Linked DNA regions of Homo sapiens: region 2 is linked to region 1. Evidence: chromatin contacts called from ENCODE Hi-C or POLR2A ChIA-PET data. All regions are on one chromosome and are shown on one strand. The core of a region is the stretch at or near the end of the contact, and the rest is flanking DNA. Distances in the headings are between cores, read along the strand shown.

The links. Hi-C counts contacts between places; a loop is a spot of excess contacts on that map. ChIA-PET counts read pairs that join two places held with the same protein, here RNA polymerase II (POLR2A). Pooled maps may share reads with other maps.
Region 2: a map of naive thymus-derived CD4-positive, alpha-beta T cell shows a loop between it and region 1 (12-fold over the local background). The contact joins the enhancer-like site here to the promoter of PTPN7 in region 1. A Hi-C loop is called at or near these places in 1 of 168 maps with a recorded cell type or tissue (naive thymus-derived CD4-positive, alpha-beta T cell), 2 of 37 single-sample maps with no recorded cell type and 4 of 50 pooled maps. POLR2A ChIA-PET finds 5 or more read pairs at or near these places in 1 of 52 experiments (OCI-LY7).

The regions. Positions count from the first base shown.
Region 1 is chr1:202,159,352-202,163,851 of GRCh38, reverse strand. It overlaps PTPN7 (protein tyrosine phosphatase non-receptor type 7), which reads left to right and starts at 3,250. Exons shown (of 10, transcript NM_002832.4): 1 at 3,250-3,307; 2 at 4,398-4,500. The coding sequence starts at 4,450. RefSeq lists enhancers at 1-429, 3,960-4,039, 4,300-4,389, 4,490-4,500.
Region 2 is chr1:205,286,612-205,290,966 of GRCh38, reverse strand. No RefSeq gene overlaps it. Among named protein-coding and RNA genes, the nearest start is that of NUAK2, 33 kb to the left of the region's middle. Within about 2 kb of position 2,611, at least 13 of the 41 ENCODE cell types and tissues checked have a DNase peak (open chromatin) inside an H3K27ac peak, as active enhancers do; they include OCI-LY7, where a contact is called at or near this core.

The DNA of each region.
Region 1 (4,500 bases), core at 2,001-4,500:
GGAGGAACAGCCACCCGAGATCCTAGTGCTTCTCCAGAGAGGAGCCGAGGAGGGCAGCTAGGAAGGGGGCAGAGCAGCTGGAGTGTGCAGGACCCAGCAGTCCTGGCCCCAGGCAGCTGACTCTCTCCCCAGGATCCTCCCCTTGGATTGTTAAAAGGTGGCAGCCTTTGCCTCTGGGGGCCAACTGCTCCCCAGCAAGGAGCTCCCTACTCCCTAGGGGCTGGCAAAGAGCAACGACTTCTGGGAATTCCAGATGTAATGTCCGCCTTTCCCCGGGCCTGGGCTAGGGAGGGGGGCGCTTCTGACACTTGGGGCAGGGAGCTGCGGCTCACAGCCCTGGAACTGGGAATCACTAGAGGGGAAAACAAGAGAGTCAAGACGTGTGTGGCCAGAGCTTGGGAGGGCTGAGGGCACCCACCACAGCCTCAGATGGGACAAGGCTGACTCTCAAGATGCATCATGCCCTGCACCAGTCCCTCCCCAGCCTGGCCTGGTGGCTTGGGACACCCCTCTTTGTCCTCCCTGGAGTGGACTCTGTCCCACCCGGGATGCTGGGAGACCCCTGGGAGTGACTCCTTCCTGCACTTCCTCAGTGCTCGGCTGGAAGTGCCCCGGCAGCCCGGGTTCAGGGAGAAAGTCAGCAGTGAGGAGGAAGAGGGAGGCTGGTGAGAGGTGAGACCCGGCAGCCATGACCTCCTCACCCTGTGCTGCTCCCAGACCCACTTCCCCAGCCAGCTCCTCCCAGCTCCTCGGTCCTCTGGCTGCTGACTCCCAACCTCTCCTCCGTGAGCAAAGCACACCATGGGCTGACAAGGGAGGTGCTATGATCATCCCCCAGTGGAGGGAGGAAGCTGAGGAGGAGCCTGAGACTCAGCAATTTGCCCAAGGTCACACAGTTAATAAGCTACGTTTAGACTCATTATGCATAGATCTTTCTGATTTCCAACTATTACTATACTTTCTCTGGAGTCGAGGGTGGCTAGAACCTAAATCTCAACCCAGGAACACAAATCGATTCGAGTGATGGAAGTTTGAGAGCTGCTGTGACCTTTTGGCCCCAGGGGTGGGAAGGTTCTGGAGGGGAGAGGGAGTCACGCCCAGGAGCCTTCCAACAGCCCGGATGGGACAGAGTCCACTCCAGAGAGGGCAGAGAGGGGCGTCCCAAGTCACCAGGCCAGGCTGGGGAGGGGGAGGTGCAGGGCGATGACGCATGTCTTGTGCCATCTGAGGTTGCAGTTGGCATCCTCAGCCCTCATGAGCTCTGGCCACACACCTCCATGGATGTCCAGGTATCCCTAAGCACAGGGGAAGAAGGAGTGGGCAGGAGCCAAGGAGTGACTGTCCCCTCTACCCCACATCCACCCAGAGGGAACAGGGGATCTTTGAGAGGTCTTGCCTAATGCTCAGCCACTACCCCCACCCCCAACCCCAACTATCTTCCCCATCGCCTGGCTCCCAGCTTCCTTGCTGTGAAGCTCAGCTTCCAACTGTCCAGCCACTGCTAGGCCTCAGTCTGTGGGGGAAAGGGGTGGGCTCACAGCCAACAGGGCTCAGACCCTGGAAACTTGGGGGGACCAGGCAGACCTGTGTGGGGAGGGCTTTGCCGCTTCCTCCTCCCACCCCTGTGGTGTCCTAGCTTCCTGTTCTTGATAACAATCAGCATAGGCTCAGAGCCGGGCCCTCTTTCCAACCCCCACCTGCCCCCTCCTGTGTCCCCAGGGCCCCCACTACCCACCAGTGGAAACACTGACTGGTGTGGGGGGTGAGGCAGAGGCCAGTCTCCAGGTCACTGCTCGCAAGCATGTTAGGGATTCCCAGGTTCCTGCTTCCCTCCAGTCTGTCCTGAGCACGGGAACCAACCCCTTTCCCAGCCCTAATCGGCCTCCTCCTCAGGGAAACCCACCCACTCCGGAGAGGAACGCAGGCTGCAGGGAAGGAGGTGCCAGGATCAGCTGGCCATGGAGGGGCTCAAAAAAGAGCCAGCCCCTGTCCCCACTGCCAAGAGCAAGGGCGGGTGCTGGGAGGCCTTCTGAGCCTCTGGGGGCTGTTCTTGTTCTTCGTCTCAACCCTCCTCCTCAAGGGGCCAGCAGAAGGCCAGCCCCCTCCCGACCACCCCCTCCGGCATGCCTACCCCCTGTGCCTAGGGTACCTCATTTCTTTTTTGCTGTCACCATTTGACAGCTGAATCAGGGAAGTGGGAGGAAGAAAGAGGACGTGGATTGTGCATGTTGGGGGCCGGGAAGGGAAGGGCGTTTGAAATGTTACAAGGTAAAAGGAGGCGTGCAGCGAGCATGAACCGGCTGGGCTGCTGGCCCGCAAGGAGCCTGCCAAGGTCAGGCAGGGGCAGTGGGCAGAGGAGTCTTGGACTTGGGGGCCACCCTTCAGGTCCCAGGCATCCAGGCACCCCAGCAGCGAAGAGGACATGGGAGTCCCCTGGTGTGAGGGCCAGAGACTGTCCACTGTCTGTAAGTCTTCTAAGTAGATGTCAGGGTTCTGGGAGGAGGCCTGCAGGGGGCTGAGGGCCCAGGGGAAGCCCCTCGGACTCCCTCCCACAAGTGGACTCTGCTATCTGCTTCCTGCTGGGCTGGCCTACACTCAGGCCGTGGGCTGTGGAGAGCTGGGCCGTGGCACAGGCGTGGAGACGACCTTTTTGGCCTGGCCCCGGCCCTTTCCTTCACATTGTGAGGCATGGATTCTTGCTTCTTCTTTTTCCCCACCCCGAGTCTGTGCCACATCTGCTCTGGGAAGATGTGGTCTGTGCTTGGCCATGAATTCCCAAGGCTTGAAGCAGCAAGGGCTTTGAGGGAGAGGGCCTTGAGGGAGAGGGCCTTGAGGGAGAGGGCTGTGGGGCAGAAGCAGAGAAGGAGAAATAAGCCTCCGGCCAAGGTCAGGTTGAGCAGGAGAGCCTTGGGTTCTTTGTGGGACAGCACAGAGCTGGGGGTCAGGCGAGCTGTGCCCAGCAAGTAGGCAGCGGCTGGATGTGACAAAGACCCAGAGGAGAAACACAGAAGAGGGGAGAGGGTCTGGAAGCTGGGGAAAGCAGGATGGTCGGGAAGGCCTGGCCCCTCACCCATTCCCAGGGAACGGGGCCTTGGGCCCCAGAAGGGCACAGGCGGGAGGCAGCCGACCCCTGGTGGCAGCGGCAGCAGGCACAGGAGGGCAGAATGCAGCTGGGGTGTGCGTGGGTGGCAGCAAGGAGGGGCGGAGGGAGGAAGCTGGCTTCCTGGAGCCTTCTCAGCCCTCAAAGACAGACCGACAGACAGACAGACAGCTGGCAAGAGGCAGCCTGGGGGCCACAGCTGCTTCAGTAAGTATCTGAAGGGGGGACTGGGAGTCCTGTGGCCCCGGGGGGTGCGAACTCCGGGGATATAAGAGGGCATCTCTAGGAGGGAGTGCGGGAGGGCGAGTGGGGCGCCACAGTGCCTGGCTGGGGTATGGGTGCTCACAGACCTGATGTCCCCAAGACGGGGGTGAGCAGGGAAGCCACAGGGAGCTACAAGGAGAGCAGAGGCTGAAGGGACCTTTTCTGCTACCAGAGACCCTCGCTCTACCACTCACACCTGTGCCAGGCCCATTCTGTCCCCTCACCTCCGTCCCTGCTGCCTTGGTGATTCAACACCCCCGCCACCTCGCCCACTGTGACCCTGGCTCTGGGAGATAGGGACTGCCCCCAAGAGGAGATGGTCCCACCACCTCCATGCCTCCTGTCTTGCCCCCAGCTGTCGCCTCACCATGCGCTGTCGTTCAAGGGCTTGGTGAGGCCATTTCCTGTGACGGTTACAGAGGCGGGAGACGGGGGGATGGGCAGGAGGAGGAAGGAAACACCTCCAGCCTACCTCCCTGGACAGAGACCCCAGAAGCCAGAAACAGACCTGGGAGTGGAACAGCAGCAGTTAGGAGAGGACCCTGCTGGGGTCCAGGAGCCCGCCTGCCTGGCTGCCCAACCAGCTCCAACACTGCTGGAGGCCTCCATTCTCTGTTCAGGGGAAGGCCCACTGGTTAGCTCAGAGATGGCTTCTGCGTGCTTTCTCCCTTCCGTCCTAGAGAACACATATTTTCTGTTTCCTCCCTTGCCTTCTCCCACTTGGACCTGCTCAGAGCCCTGTGTACTCTGGTGTGTGGCCTCTCTCCCCTCTCTCTTTTCCTCCTTCTGGATTCTTTCCTATCTTCATCCACAATCTCTACCCTTTATCTTGCCGTTACTCTACCCCGAGACTGCCTTCTGCCCTGGGTCCCACCAAATAGATCCTGTCCTTCCCTTAGTGAAAATGAGGCCACCTCTTGGGGAACAGAAGACGCCCCAGTGAAAACAGAGTGCAAACCTGGCCTGGCATGGGAGCCTCCTTCTGGCCAATCAGGCAGGCCAGAGAACAGCAGCGGAGGGCCCTGTCTTTCAGGCAGACCTCATGGCTGAGTGAGCCTCCCCTGGGCCCAGCACCCCACCTCAGCATGGTCCAAGCCCATGGGGGGCGCTCCAGAGCACAGCCGTTGACCTTGTCT
Region 2 (4,355 bases), core at 1,362-3,861, 3.1 Mb before region 1:
TAAGATGGTAATTTTATGTTATGTTTTTTAACATAATTTAAAATTGAAAAATCAAAAAATATTTGTAAAATAATGTAGAACAATGCCACTCTCCTCAATAATTTTTTTTGTTTTGAAAAATTATTTTTTGTACATATGTACATAATGAGATATTACTGTTATCTTAATTCCTGCTTTTTTTTCTTTTTTTGAGACTTACTCTGTCACCCAGGCTGGAGTGCAGTGTCGTGATCTCGGCTCACTGCAACCTCCGCCTCCCAGGTTCAAGTGATTCTCCTGCCTCAGCCTCCTGAGTAGCTGGGATTACAGGCATGTGCCACCATGCCCGGCTAATTTTTGTATTCTTCTTTTTTTTTTTTGAGATGGAGTTTTGCTCTTGTTGCCCAGCCTGGAGTGCCATGGTGAGATCTTGGCTCACCGCAACCTCCACCTCCCGGCTTCAAGCGATTCTCCTGCCTCAGCCTCCCAAGTAGCTGGGATTACAGGCGCCTGCCACCATGCCTGGGTAATTTTTGTATTTTTAGTAGAGACGGGGGTTTCTCCATGTTGGCCAGGCTGGTCTGGAACTCCCGACCTCAAGTGATCCACCCGCCTTGGCCTCCCAAAGTGCTGGGATTACAGGTTTGAACCACCGCGCCTGGCCTTAATTACTACTTTTAAAATGTCTGTTTGCCTTTCTAATATGGTAAATACCAGTAGCTATCATTCACCCACATCAACAAAGCTTCTTTGGGTGTCCTCAATAATTTCTAACAGTGTAAAGAGATCCTGAGATCAAAATGGTTGAGAACTGCTGCTTTCATGCGAAGGAATACAAGGTTGGGTGCAGCGACTCACGCCTGTAATCCCAGCACTCTGGGAGGATGAGGCGGGTGGATCACTTGAGGCCAGGAGTTCAAGACCACCCTGGGCTATATGGCGAAACCCCATCTCTACTAAAAATGCAAAAATTAGCTGAGCATGGTGGTATGTGCCTGTAATCCCAGCTATCTGGGAGGCTGAGGTGGGAGGATCCCTTGAGCCTAGGAGGTTGAGGCTGCAGTGAGTTGAGATCACACCACTGCTCTCTAGCCTGGGTGACACAGTAAGACTGTCTCCAAACAAAAAGAGAAGGAATACAGCAGGCAGGGGGTTGCCAGATAAAAGAAAGGATGTCCAGTTACATTTGAATTTCCGATAAACAATGAATTTTTTTTTAGTATAATATTACACAGGACATGCTTAACTAAAAAGTTATTCATTTTTTTTTTTGTTTTTTTTTTTTTTGAGACGGAGTCTTGCTCTTTTGCCCAGGCTGGAGTACAGTGGTACAGTCTCGGCTCACTACAACCTCCGTCTCCTGGGTTCAAGCAATTCTCCTGCCTCAGCCTACTGAGTAGCTGGGATTACAGGCGCACGCCACCACACGCGGCTAATTTTTGTATTTTTAGTAGAGATAGGGTTTCACCATGTTGATCAGGCTGGTCTCGAACTCCTGACCTCATGATCCGCCCACCTCAGCCTCCCAAAGTGCTGGGATTACAGGCATAAGCCACTGCCCCTGGCCTTCTATTCATTGTTTATCTGAAATTCAAATTTAAATGGGTGTTCTGTGTTCTGTATTTTTACTTGCAAAATATGGCAACCCTAATAGCAGGAGAGATTTGGGTTAGTCAACAGGATGAACTTGGATCAGATATTGGGATTCTGACCCAGGGAAGGATGGAGAATCCCCTATTCTGGACAGCTTTAAAAAAGGAGAATGTGGGCCAAGTGTGGTGGCTCATGCCTGTAATCCCAGCACTTTGGGAGGCCAAGGCAGGCGGATCACCTGAGGTCAGGAGTTCAAGACCAGCCTGACCAACATGGAGAAACCCCGTCTCTACTAAAAATACAAAATTAGCCGGGTGTCGTGGTGTATGCCTGTAATCCCAGCTACTTGGGAGGCTGAGGTAGGAGAATCGCTTGAACCCAGAGGGCGGAGGTTGCGGTGAGCTGAGATCACACCATTGCACTCCAGCGTGGGCAACAAGAGCAAAACTCTGTCTGGAAAAAAAAAAAAAAGAAAAAAAAGGAGAATGTGGCCAGGTGCGGTGGCTCACACCTATAATCCCAGCACTTTGGGAGGCTGAGGTCAGGAGTTCAAGACCAGCCTGGCCAACATGGAGAAATACTGCCTCTACTAAAAATACAAAAATTAGCCAGGTATGGTGGCACATGCCTGTAATCCCAGCTACTCAGGAAGCTGAGACAGGAGAATCACTTGAAGCTGGGAGGCAGAGGTTGCAGCGAGCCAAGATCGTGCCACTGCACTGCACTCCAGCCTGGGCAGCAGAGTGAGACTCTACCTCAAAAAAAAAAACAAAAAAAAAAAGCAAAAAAAAAGAAAGGTGAATGTGTCTGAGGACTGAAGGGCAAGCCTCTAAATGCTTAGGGGTAGAGTTTATAGTCAGAGGGACCTTCCTGCAGCTGGGCCAGAGACTCACCCACCCTCTAGAAACCTCAGCAGCTGAGGATGAACAAAACCCACAGGAAGTGGTGGAAGTGAAACTTGGTGTCAGTGTTGTTGTTATTAAAAGGGGGAAGTGACACCGGGTGAGTGAAGGGTGGGTGGAGGTGAAGTCTCTATAGGCAGCGAGGTCATTCGGCAGCGCCCCCCTTCCTGCTCTGCTAAGAATAGTTACGGTTGTGATAGGGGTGTGGTTTGTCTGAGGCTGGGGGAATGAATCTCGCTTGATGTCTGGATGGGGCAGAGCAGAAGTAGCACTGGGGTGGTCAGAGCTTCAAGTCAGGTGGCAGCAAAACCTAAGAAGCATTTTTGGGTTTGGAAATAAACAAATAAGTGGCCTCAGAAGCAGCTCAGAGGAGAAGGATCCTGCCTTCCAGCTAAGAGAACTATAAGAGGGAAGCAGGGCCCATGACCATGACAGTCCCTCCTCTAGTCAGCTTGGGAAGCTCTGAGAAGCTCTTTCCATTAAGAGAGTCAGGGATGCTCCAGAAATCAGGCTGGCAGGGAGGCTGCAGTGCGTTTTTGTCTCTAGCACTTACTGAGCACTTACTGTGTGCTTGACATTGTGCCAGGCCCTGAGGCTCCAGAATTAAATACAGTGTGGTTCCTGCGCTCCAGAGGTTGGAAGTCCAGTGGAAGAGATATGCATCAAACTAATATAAATTCATGAATTCATTGTGATCAGAGGTAATAGTTGAAAGCCCAAGCAGCAGCCTACCTACTGTGAGCCTGAGCCCACCCCTCAGCAACTCCCCAGCCCTGGCCCAGGCTGCAAACCAACAGAGGCCGGAGTCACCCAGCTGCCTGCAGAGCAGTGCATCAAGTCAGGACCCTTTCTCTGCCCAGACGTCTTTGCCAACTGTTTGGAACAAAGGGAAATCATCTGGTTTGGGGAAAGACATAAGAATGACCGTTTTCTTTCCTAAACCTTCACCCTCTCCCATTTCGGCCTGAGAAAAGCTGTTAGATGCTTCTTCAGAGGGTTTCTAAGGGCCACAATTGCCTTCCACCTAAGAGGGAACAGGGTGGGGAGGGGTGGCAATGGCCTTCTTTGACCGCAGAGGTTTTGGATTTAGCCTGAAGTCACAGAACAACTGAAGCCAAGAGACAGTTCACCCTTTCTGGTGTCTAGAGCTTATTGAACAAATGTCCATTGACCCCCTATTGCTAGGGGCAGGGGTGAAATATTGAGTTGAGTCCAGGGCTCCAGCCTACTAGAGGCACAGTCTGTAGAGAAGTCAGATAATGACCAGGCGGTGCCTAAGCTGGATCTGAATCCAGGGCCTTTAGTCATCAGACACTGGACAGATTCTTCGTGGAGGGAGTTGGGCCTTGAAGGCTGAAGAGTTTTCTGGGTCAAGTACATGTTTAGGGAGCAAGAATTCCTTGGAAACTTAAAAACTGGTCTCCCATGGTCAAGTCTGGCTCCTGTATGTGAACATCATACACACAGAACATGGCTCTGTATCCTGACTCCTATGCACCCCCGGCCACATTGTATACTCCTGCTTGTATGCTCCTGGCCAGTGAGGTGTCTGCAGTCTTGGGACAAGTGGTGGCCAGGGAGTCTTTGTCCCCTGGGTTCCTGGGGTTCAGGCTTCAGGTCTGGTTTCTGCCGTTGCCCCTCCTCTGGTTCCCTCCTTCTCACAAGACACAGCCTGACAACCTGGCCTTCTCTCTGCCTTCGTTAGGAGGGAGGCTGCTCAAACCACAGCTCACCACAGCTCACCACAGCTCACCACAGAGGCCAAGCTGGGTGTGCCTCTGTGGAGCAGCGGCAGGAGCCGGCTGAACACAGCCAGGACCAGTTTCCCCAGGGGCCAAATGCAACCTGTTCTCCATTGCATCTTCCCCACTGGTGGGCAAA